Regions from separate parts of the Homo sapiens genome. Here region 1 is linked to region 2. A link is a contact called in ENCODE Hi-C or POLR2A ChIA-PET data. All regions are on one chromosome and are shown on one strand. The core of a region is the stretch at or near the end of the contact, and the rest is flanking DNA. Distances in the headings are between cores, read along the strand shown. Region 1 overlaps RORA (RAR related orphan receptor A). Region 2 overlaps RORA (RAR related orphan receptor A).

Region 1 (4,634 bases), core at 1,815-4,314, 44 kb after region 2:
ACACCCTGAGGCATCTTCAGATGGCTGGTAACCAACCTTCTTCAACAAGAGAAGCCCCAGTGCAAAACATATTTCTAGCAAACGAAAACATTCTGAAAACACTCGATCCATCTTAACAGTCGAAATGAGCAGTTTAGCCAATATTTCCCCTAAGCAGCCACTGAAATTGCATAGAAACTTCCAGGCCACTTCAAAAGGGATTCTGAACGTAACAGCAGCAGGGGGCTTAGAAAGACTGCCAAAACCCTGAGACATCTTAACTCATCTTAAACAACTTTGTTTCTCTGCAATAGTGGAAACAAAATGCTTCTGTTTTACGAGATTTTGCTTGTGGTAGAAACATTGCTTTTGAAATGGATTTCTATCAAACCAATTGTTTTGTTAAACAATATCATTTTCAAAAGTTGCTTGATGTTACGGATGCAACTTAAGAGGAGGAGGATTTTTCATAATCTTGTGTCTAGGGCAAACGTGGCTGTGAATGCAATGGAGGTACAATTTCTTAGATATATACAAAATAGGCGGTATGCAAATCTTTAAAGATCTCTGTTGAAAAAGATATGGCTCTAATTTCATTTACCAGCTCCCATCAGATTTTCTTTTCAAACTCCTTTATCGCTTCTGAAACTGCTGAATATTATCAAACCCCACTGGGAAATTCCACACAAGGAAATAAACTTAAGGTGCTTACATCACACCATGCTGGTTTATAATGAACTGCTGTCTTTTTGAATAAATGTTTCAATGAAATCCAAGTTTTTAAAGATGCCAGGTCTCAAATTAGGAAGTTAAATGATATTTTTTCATGCTGGAGCTTAGTTCTGTTTTTCTTTTTTATAAAATAAGATGGCATCACAAGAGATACATTGTTTCTGCTTGCTAATAAACTGCAGACGATACATTGGGAGAGACTCAATTTCTTTGGGTTCCTGGCTTGGAATATTTGGTAAAGAATAAAATTACTGTGGTACGCAATGGTTAAGGCTACTCCATGGTTTCCATTTTTAAACAACTGCCCCCGCCCCTTGGTTTTAAATCAACCATCAAAAACGGAAAAAGCTTTAGGCTACAATTTGATAAATAAGGTATGACTGTAATTTACTAGAACTAAATCTGGGCATATTTATTATTAATATTAATGAAAACTTGCTTGTTCTTAAATTTATTTAAATAGCATAAAGTAATTACCTCTTTCTGTCTTAAATTTTCACTTCCAAAAGGAACTGATTAGCTGATAGAAGGACCTATAGCAATTAAGGGTAGAGACAGGGAATAAGGAAAGTAGGAGGCATTTGTTTGCCTCTCCCAAGTCTCAAACAAGAAACTAGAGCATGTTTCTGTTTTAATAGAAACACTTTCATAGAACGGTAGAGATGGAAAAGATCTTGGTGACTACCAAGTCCAACCCTTTAACTTTAAAAACAGGGAAAGTGAACAACTGAGGTTTAACCTGACAATTATTGCATCGCAGATCTGGGACAATAACCCATATCTTCATCTTCCCCCACCCTATGTAGGGGGGTTTCCACTACTCAACATTGTTTTGCTACACTGCGGACAGGGTGACTCATGTACAAAGTGAGGGTGTTGGGCTTCAGAGGTTTCTCAACCAGAATTATCTGAGTTATCTTTAAAAATGTAGCAATACTTGAGCTCTACACCTTGGGACCAGTAAAATCAGAAATCTGTAAGAGCACAGCCTGGGCTTATATATCTTTTAAAAACTCTTTAGATAGATTAATACGCAGACCAGGTTGGGAGCAGATGACCTGTGAGGTCTATTGCAAAATGTTCACCATCAGTTGGGAAAATTTTTTGATTCAGTTCCCTGATGTTGACCCATGAGGCCATAAGCATTTCTAAACCATTATACTGTTTTTACATTGGCCTAGCTGTTGTTATTATCTGCATTTATCTAGTTCATTGATATGTTTACTTAAGTATTACCTACCTCTCCCACCAGAATGTACACTCACAGAGACCAGAGACTGACATGATCACTGCTGTCCCCTCGGCCGCCAGCATCACATCTGCCACAATAATGAGATAGATACTACACCAGCATTTTCAAAAGAAAAAGGGGGCTGGTGTCGCAGTGTGGAAGCAGGCAGGTAGTCCTTCTCCACACCAGCCAGAGGAAGTCTACTTTCATCTATCCCACCAGACTAGAATCTAAGCTGCACGAAGGCAGCATTTGGTCTCCCCTGTTTGGATGTCACCTCCAGAGCCTGGACACTGGCAGATACACACCAGATGCTCAGTGCCTGAGAAAGGCCATGTGCTAAACAGGAAGCACTGATCAGCTTCCAGGGCACTGAAACCTTTACTTTGTCGCTGAATAAAGCAACCTTGAAAAGACATCACTGTTTCCACTGAGTTGGCCTTGACTTCTGCAGTAAGACTCTTAGCCTGCTCCTGCTAAGTGGTCACAGTATTGGCAAGACCCAGCCCAGGCACACAGTGAAGGCTAAAATACATTGTGTCTATGTCACATGCAGAGGCTGGGGCTTCTGGACAAGGCTTTATGACGAAAAGGAGTACAGTATTTGAAAAGTCTCACAGCAGCCTCCAGCACCAAAACAGCCTCAGGGTTCTCTCCTGTTTGGGCCACTTGGGGTAAGAGATTTGAGGGAACAGTCTGCCCACTTGCTTCTGCATGCTGGTTGATAGCAAGGCCAAAGTTAACAGAAAAATATTTCAAGTGTGTTAATAACAATGCCAGAAATTGCTCACATCTGGCACCTCTTCCATGCTGAAGGGAGTGAACTAAAGAGAAGTGAATGGTTACCTTAATATAATTTACCTTTCTGAGATTCCCTTTCCTCGTGAGTAAGAGGAAAGGGTTAGCCCCGAGCAGTGGTTCCCAAACCTGTCTTATCCTCACAAGAGGATCTTTTACAAAAGAAGATTCCTTGGCCTCCCCTCCTAGGCTTTTGGAAGCAGGATCTGTGCAGGTGTTGCTGGAGAAAGGCATTTATTTTTTAAATGCTTCCCAGATGACTGTGAAGATCAATGACATTTGGGAACCACTAGAGGACTGGAGGACTCTGCGGTCCACCTGGCTCTGACAGGCTAGAACAGAGAGCTTCACAAAGTGAGGCCTAAGGACCAGTTGCATCAGAAACATCTGAGATGCTGTGTAAATACATGCCTTCGTGGGCCTCACCCCAGACTGACAGAATCAAACTCTGTGTGAGACCCAGGGATCCGCCTTCTTAAGACTCTCTGGAGTATGGGTTCTACTCTACAGTTTCAGAACCACTGTTTCAGGCAGGATTTTAGAGCTAACTTATGGCTTATGTGGAAGCAAATCATGTTCATCCATAAGTATAGGGTTTGACTTTATCCAGTTACATTAACATTTCATTGCATTGTTTGGCATGTCACAGAAATCTCCTTTGTTTTAAATGGCATGTAGCTTATAGCAAATGCAAATGTGTAAGTCCAACAGCCATAAAGCAGCCTTCTCTGACTAAGTGTGGCTGCCAACTTCTCAGTGCATTTTTTAAATGCTGATTCATGGCTTAAGACACTTGATTGGGAGGAAGGTGTCTCAGCTCCTATTATAAAAGCACAAAGGTGGTACCTGAATTACCTAGCACACAATAGGCACTTAAGTATTTGCTGAAACAAATTTATTTACTTATTTTCACCCACTGTTCTACAGAAGATTTGAAGTGAGATGAACAAATAAAAAGAAGGAGAAAAAAAACCTTTCCAACAACCGAAAAATGAAAATAACATTCTGTGAAAAAGAGAATACTTCTCATGTGGTGAAAAAAAATCACACTTCTGGGTGGCGCAGTTTGTAAAACGGTTGGCTTCAATAACTGATCTGAAACTTAACCACAAGTCTTCACTTCTGAACCACTGCCTTATTTCTATGATAGAAAGGTTTAAACAGCAGTTTTTCCTTGCTTTTTATTTTTTTTCTTCTTTTTCATGAAACGCTGCAATTTCATCTTTCTAATAGGAACACGTAAGCACTATTATCCTTTACAAGCCTGGTGATTATTTGTCATTATTATTACCCTGGTTATTCTAGCTCAGATCAGCTTTGACTTCTTCAGCAATGCAAAATTCATATAAACGTGCATTCTTATACCTCTGTGTAGCACCAGGAACAAATAACATTTAAGCAAATAGGAAGATCTATATTCATTCCTCAGATTCCGACACAGAAATCAGATTGTTTTACCATTGTTTCACACTTGTTATAACACCAAAATCCAAATCCACAATCCACTTGTATTATCTATTTATCCTAAAAAATATGCAAATGAATGCTTGTCGCTACCTCATGCAGAGTTTCTGACATATCCTCTATCTTATTTTTTAGGCAAACTGTATATACTTAAGTGAACCAAATGATCTAACCATAAATCTTCAGAAACCAAGGGGTTAATAGTTTTTTTCATCCATGTTTAAAATTGTTTTATTACCCCCCAAAAGCTACTGTAGTTTACTTTTTTACTAAATGTTTATCATTTTTGAAAAAGAAAAGCTCTAGATTTAAAAAGGGGAAACGCTGAATTTAGCTCATCAAATGACGACCTCTTTTTAAAAGATATTCAAGGGTTGGGAATTAGAATGGAGTTTGAAACTTAAAAAAATACGAGGATTACTAAAAATGT
Region 2 (4,584 bases), core at 50-2,549:
TTATTAAGTTGACATCTGACTCAAATGAGTCTATCAAATTATAGCCATTAAAAAAAATGTTCTGCATCTTACTAAACAAGCCACTTCTCAAAAACTTCAACTGGATTGTAATTTCTCCGGAAAACTTAATGGCTTTAAAAAAAACATTTTTCAATAAAAAGTGTTGAGTATACCTGCCAAATGCACACACACACACACACACACACACACTCCTCAAACCATCAAGAGATCAAACATTTGTGAACTAAATTTAAAATAAGACAAAATTGAAGTTTTGGAACTTTGACGATTTTTCTTCAGTCTTTTAAAGACTTAGTTGTGTAAGAGTTAAAATACTGCGCCAGAATGTCCCATCTGAATTAAGAGAAAGCTGAGCTGTGTGTGCAGGAAATCTCTGAAGAATAAGGAAGCCAGGCACATCTTCTCATGTGGCTTTCTGTGAATATGCAGGTGGTTCTGACAATGGGAACTGAATATTAATCCTTTGTAATATATTTCCATCCCTACTAGATTAAGCTTTCTAGAGAAACTGACTCACATTCCCTGATGCATATGTATCTCTGCTAAAAGCCAAATCCAAATGAGCACTTTTATCCCTAGACAGGGAAATTCTGTCAAATCAGAGAGGAAACAGATTTTTCATCTAGAAGAACAGTGGGTGGCTTTTTTAGATCCAGTTCTCTCTAGAATTCTCCTATCACATAGTAGTGCACAAACTGTTTAAGGCAGTTGACTCTATACCTTTTTTGGTATCTACCTGGTAACCAGTTTAAACCTTGAGTGAAAGACCTGAACAGCAAGAGAATAAGCTTCCTAATACTTCATCCTACTCATCCAGTGGGTCAGATACTAAATAAGTAAGTTCTCACCCAATAAATGATACCACCAGGATCAGCAATACAATCCTTTTTTTTTTCTTTTTGTTTTTCCTCTCTTTTGCCTTTGTAAACAACAGAACGTATTTGTTGTTAAGGATTTATGGGGTTATGTGATATCAAGGGCTAAGATAAAGGTAATTGGCTATTTAACCAATGGTTCTCAGTTGGCGTAAGGTCCCTCTAAGATTCTAGAATTAACTACATTTTAAAATATAAAGTCCTTGAAGATTTTCTAGGACCCTGGGATCAGTAACATTTAACAAAAGTCCTCTTTCTCTAGAATCTCTCGGGGTGGGTTAAATGTCATTTCATATCAGCAGGAAAGAGAACCCATTTATTTTGCTAAGTGATTAGACTATGCTCAAGGGAAATTCCTAATAACGTTGTTTCCAACAATGGTGTCCCTTACATAATTCTGGATAATACTAGACAAAAAAAGTCATCTGACTCACAGAACTGCATACGTATTTTCTTGCGATCAACCTCACTCTAGATACCAATTCCTTTTTTTCTCCTTAACAGGAACAATTACGCTACATTTAGGTGAAATCCTCCTTACAGCTGAGAGCACTGGGGTCAACTCTTTGCTTTCATTGCTCAAGGTCTGTTTTTCACAACAGAAAAGAACATCTTTAAAACCATACCAAATCTGGTGATCTAGTTTCTGCTCAACCGAAAACATCAGAATTACACTTACTGCATTTTATGAAACAATCTTACTTTAACCAATTACCCCCAACATTCTCACACCTAAGCCTACGAGAAAACCACTCCACTTTGCAGCTGTCTTAACTTCACACCAAATTTCACATAACCCCACAAATTCTTAACAACCATTGATTACTAATTCCACCTGCACAATTTCCATGACCCCCCCCCCCCAAAACTGTGCGGTCACAAAACCCAGCTGCATGAAGTAAGATGTGCAGAAATGGGTCAAAATAACAAGAATCCAGATTAAGTCATAAAAGCTTACCAGGCAAAGGAACCCATCATTTCTTTCCATGAGCTCCGATGGCATTCTGAAGATCTGCTACTGCTCATTGAATAGATGTCACTCAAGAAATATTCCCCAACTAAATAAACTGGATTCATGGTAAAAGATTGGAAATAACTTAGAACATTAAACCTTGAAAATGCATTTACATCCCTCTATAGCAAGCCCAGAACACTAAAAAGACAACATATTTATAGTCACAGGAACATGGTGTCATGACACCAAAACTTCCTTGGTCCACAGATCATTTTAGTGGGTGAGGACTGTTAAGAGAATTAGCCCACAGCCTGTATTTCTGCTCCACCTCTGTGCTGTTTTCCATTTCAAAAAAGTGTCCTTAGAATTAATAAGAGGATGAAGCTTTGGATGAGAGATGAGGGAAGGATCCGGTTTTTATTAAAAATCACAGGCAAATTATTTAGGCTTGCCAGAAGCGGAAGTGTAAATGTTTTCATATTAACCACTTTAAGATTGTAAGATCTTGAAGAATTAGAACTCCTAGAAATTCAACTAGTTCCTTCACCTCCAGTTTCCAGGACATGGTCATTAACATCTAAACAAAAAATATGGCAAGTTCTAAGCCTTTCAAATACATCACAGATGTATTTCTGAACTGTGGCTCAATGGTATTTCAAAAAATTCTCTTTTGTAATGCTTTTCTAAGACAACCAGTTCAGCCAGGCATACTAATGACCAAACAACGTGAGGACTTGTTTCTGACTTTCCCTAAATGCATGGTCTTTAAACTTGCTGATTAAAGAAACATTTCCATTCTTAATTACAACATATAAGCTCAACCTGAGAATGGATAGCAATATTTGTGGATAGCTGAAGCACAGTTATTTCTGTGCCTATTCCCAAGGGGAAGTGGCAGGAGCTGGTGGCTATTTCTTAGTAGGAAAGGGAAATACAGAAAGAGGCAGCAGAGCTTTGGGGATTTAAGTAGTTGCGAGACATAAGGAGAAGAAATGCTCTGGACTAAGCTAAGAGATTGTCAGATTTATTTTAAGAAGGTCTGACATCTGAGCATCAATGCACACACTATAACACCTCATAAATGTCATTTTTTTCCCCAAGAAAACGAAATGTATAGCCTGTGTATTTATCTTGAAGCCACTTATTTTTATGTAAGTCATGCACTAGAGGCAAAGTAAGAACACAACAGCCATGTAAAGATATCAAAACGAGGCCCGCACCACTGTCCTTCCTATTCCATTTTCAGTTTCTGCTCCTCTAGTCCAAGGTGCTTCTTTTGCCTACAGAGACAAACATTTCAGATGACATTCTATGACTGTCCTGAAAACACTGCTATCAGCTATCCACTGTTTGGCAATGTGTGTCTCTGTCACTTAAGATAGCTTGAGTGAGTGAGTGTGACATTATCACTGCAATAAGTGAATCTTTCTAATTTGCAGTAAAAGTATACCATTCACACACTTTGGTACTTCAGTACGGCAAGGTTTTGAAATCCATTTCACAAGTGGTGGCAGCACATTTCACATCGGATGGAAACACACTCTGATTGCTAACAGCTGCTGTGGGCACAGCTTACTGTCAAAGCCAGAGCTCAGAATAGCAGGTCCTTTTTAATGCCAATAGCTGCTACCATCTTAAATGGTAACACAGGCACACACACACCACACATACACACACATACCACACATGCACACCGTATGCTCACATGTACCACACATACGTACACTACACACATATACCATGCTCACACACACCACAGATGCACACCTCACAGCACAGCACACAGGCACACCTCACACACACGGCACACAGGCGCACCTCACACGGCACACAGGCACATCTCACACATGGCACACATGCACACCTCACACAGATGGCACACATGCACACCTCACACACACGGCACGCATGCACACCTCACACACACGGCACGCATGCACACCTCACACACGGCACACATGCACACCTCACACACGACACACGGGCACACCTCACACACATGGCACACGGGCACACCTCCCACACACGGCACACGGGCACACCTCCCACACACGGCACACAGGCACACCTCAAACGACACACGGGCACACCTCACACACAAGTCTATTCAGCTGCAAGTCCTGCCTCCACTTGCTGAGAACCTGCATGACTGGGCACCAAGGATACGGCACACACACGCACCCACCCCACATACATACAGTCCACACACACACAACACATATACACCACACGCACCACAGATGCACACCACACATGCCACACACACATACACTGCACACGCACCCTACACACACCCCCCACATGCTTACACATACACCTCACCCCCCACCCCCAACATGTGGGCCTACACACGAGTCCATCCAGCTGCATGTCCTGCCACCACTTGCTGAGAACCTGCGTGACTGGGCACCAAGGACACGGAAAGGATACACAGAACCCACCAGCGCACCTCGTCTTGTTACGTTAGCTTCACTGCATAGGAATTAAGGATGAAAGTGAAAACTTTTTTTTTTTTTTTTTTTTTTTTTTTTTTTTTTTTTTTTTTAAGGAAAAAGGAGAGAGTTGATTATGACCTTGAAGACAAAGTGTAGAGATTTGATTTGCAAAATCTAGAGTCTGGGGTTGAATCTCTACCCTGACATTTGTTAGCTATGAGAACTTGGACACTTTCTTAATCTCTCTGTGCCTCAGTTTCCTCACCTTTAAAACGAGCCCTATCTCATTATTACAGGG

What was found. A loop is a pair of places that touch in the nucleus more often than their neighbours do. ChIA-PET counts read pairs that join two places held with the same protein, here RNA polymerase II (POLR2A). Pooled maps may share reads with other maps.
Region 1: a loop to region 2 is called in a map of natural killer cell, with 5 times the contacts of the local background. The contact joins two enhancer-like sites. A Hi-C loop is called at or near these places in 11 of 168 maps with a recorded cell type or tissue (CD4-positive, alpha-beta T cell, CD4-positive, alpha-beta memory T cell, CD8-positive, alpha-beta T cell and 5 more), 18 of 37 single-sample maps with no recorded cell type and 17 of 50 pooled maps. POLR2A ChIA-PET finds 5 or more read pairs at or near these places in 23 of 52 experiments (B cell, CD4-positive, alpha-beta T cell, CD4-positive, alpha-beta memory T cell and 13 more).

Annotation. Positions count from the first base shown.
Region 1 is chr15:60,581,032-60,585,665 of GRCh38, forward strand. All of the region lies in intron 2 of RORA (RAR related orphan receptor A), which reads right to left. The region is part of intron 3 of RORA-AS1 (RORA antisense RNA 1); the gene reads left to right. Among named protein-coding and RNA genes, the nearest start is that of RORA-AS2, 98 kb to the right of the region's middle. RefSeq lists enhancers at 1-349, 4,008-4,057. Within about 2 kb of position 3,065, at least 5 of the 41 ENCODE cell types and tissues checked have a DNase peak (open chromatin) inside an H3K27ac peak, as active enhancers do; they include CD4-positive, alpha-beta T cell, CD8-positive, alpha-beta T cell and natural killer cell, where a contact is called at or near this core.
Region 2 is chr15:60,538,817-60,543,400 of GRCh38, forward strand. All of the region lies in intron 2 of RORA (RAR related orphan receptor A), which reads right to left. The region is part of intron 3 of RORA-AS1 (RORA antisense RNA 1); the gene reads left to right. Among named protein-coding and RNA genes, the nearest start is that of RORA-AS1, 62 kb to the left of the region's middle. Within about 2 kb of position 1,300, at least 3 of the 41 ENCODE cell types and tissues checked have a DNase peak (open chromatin) inside an H3K27ac peak, as active enhancers do; they include CD4-positive, alpha-beta T cell, CD8-positive, alpha-beta T cell and natural killer cell, where a contact is called at or near this core.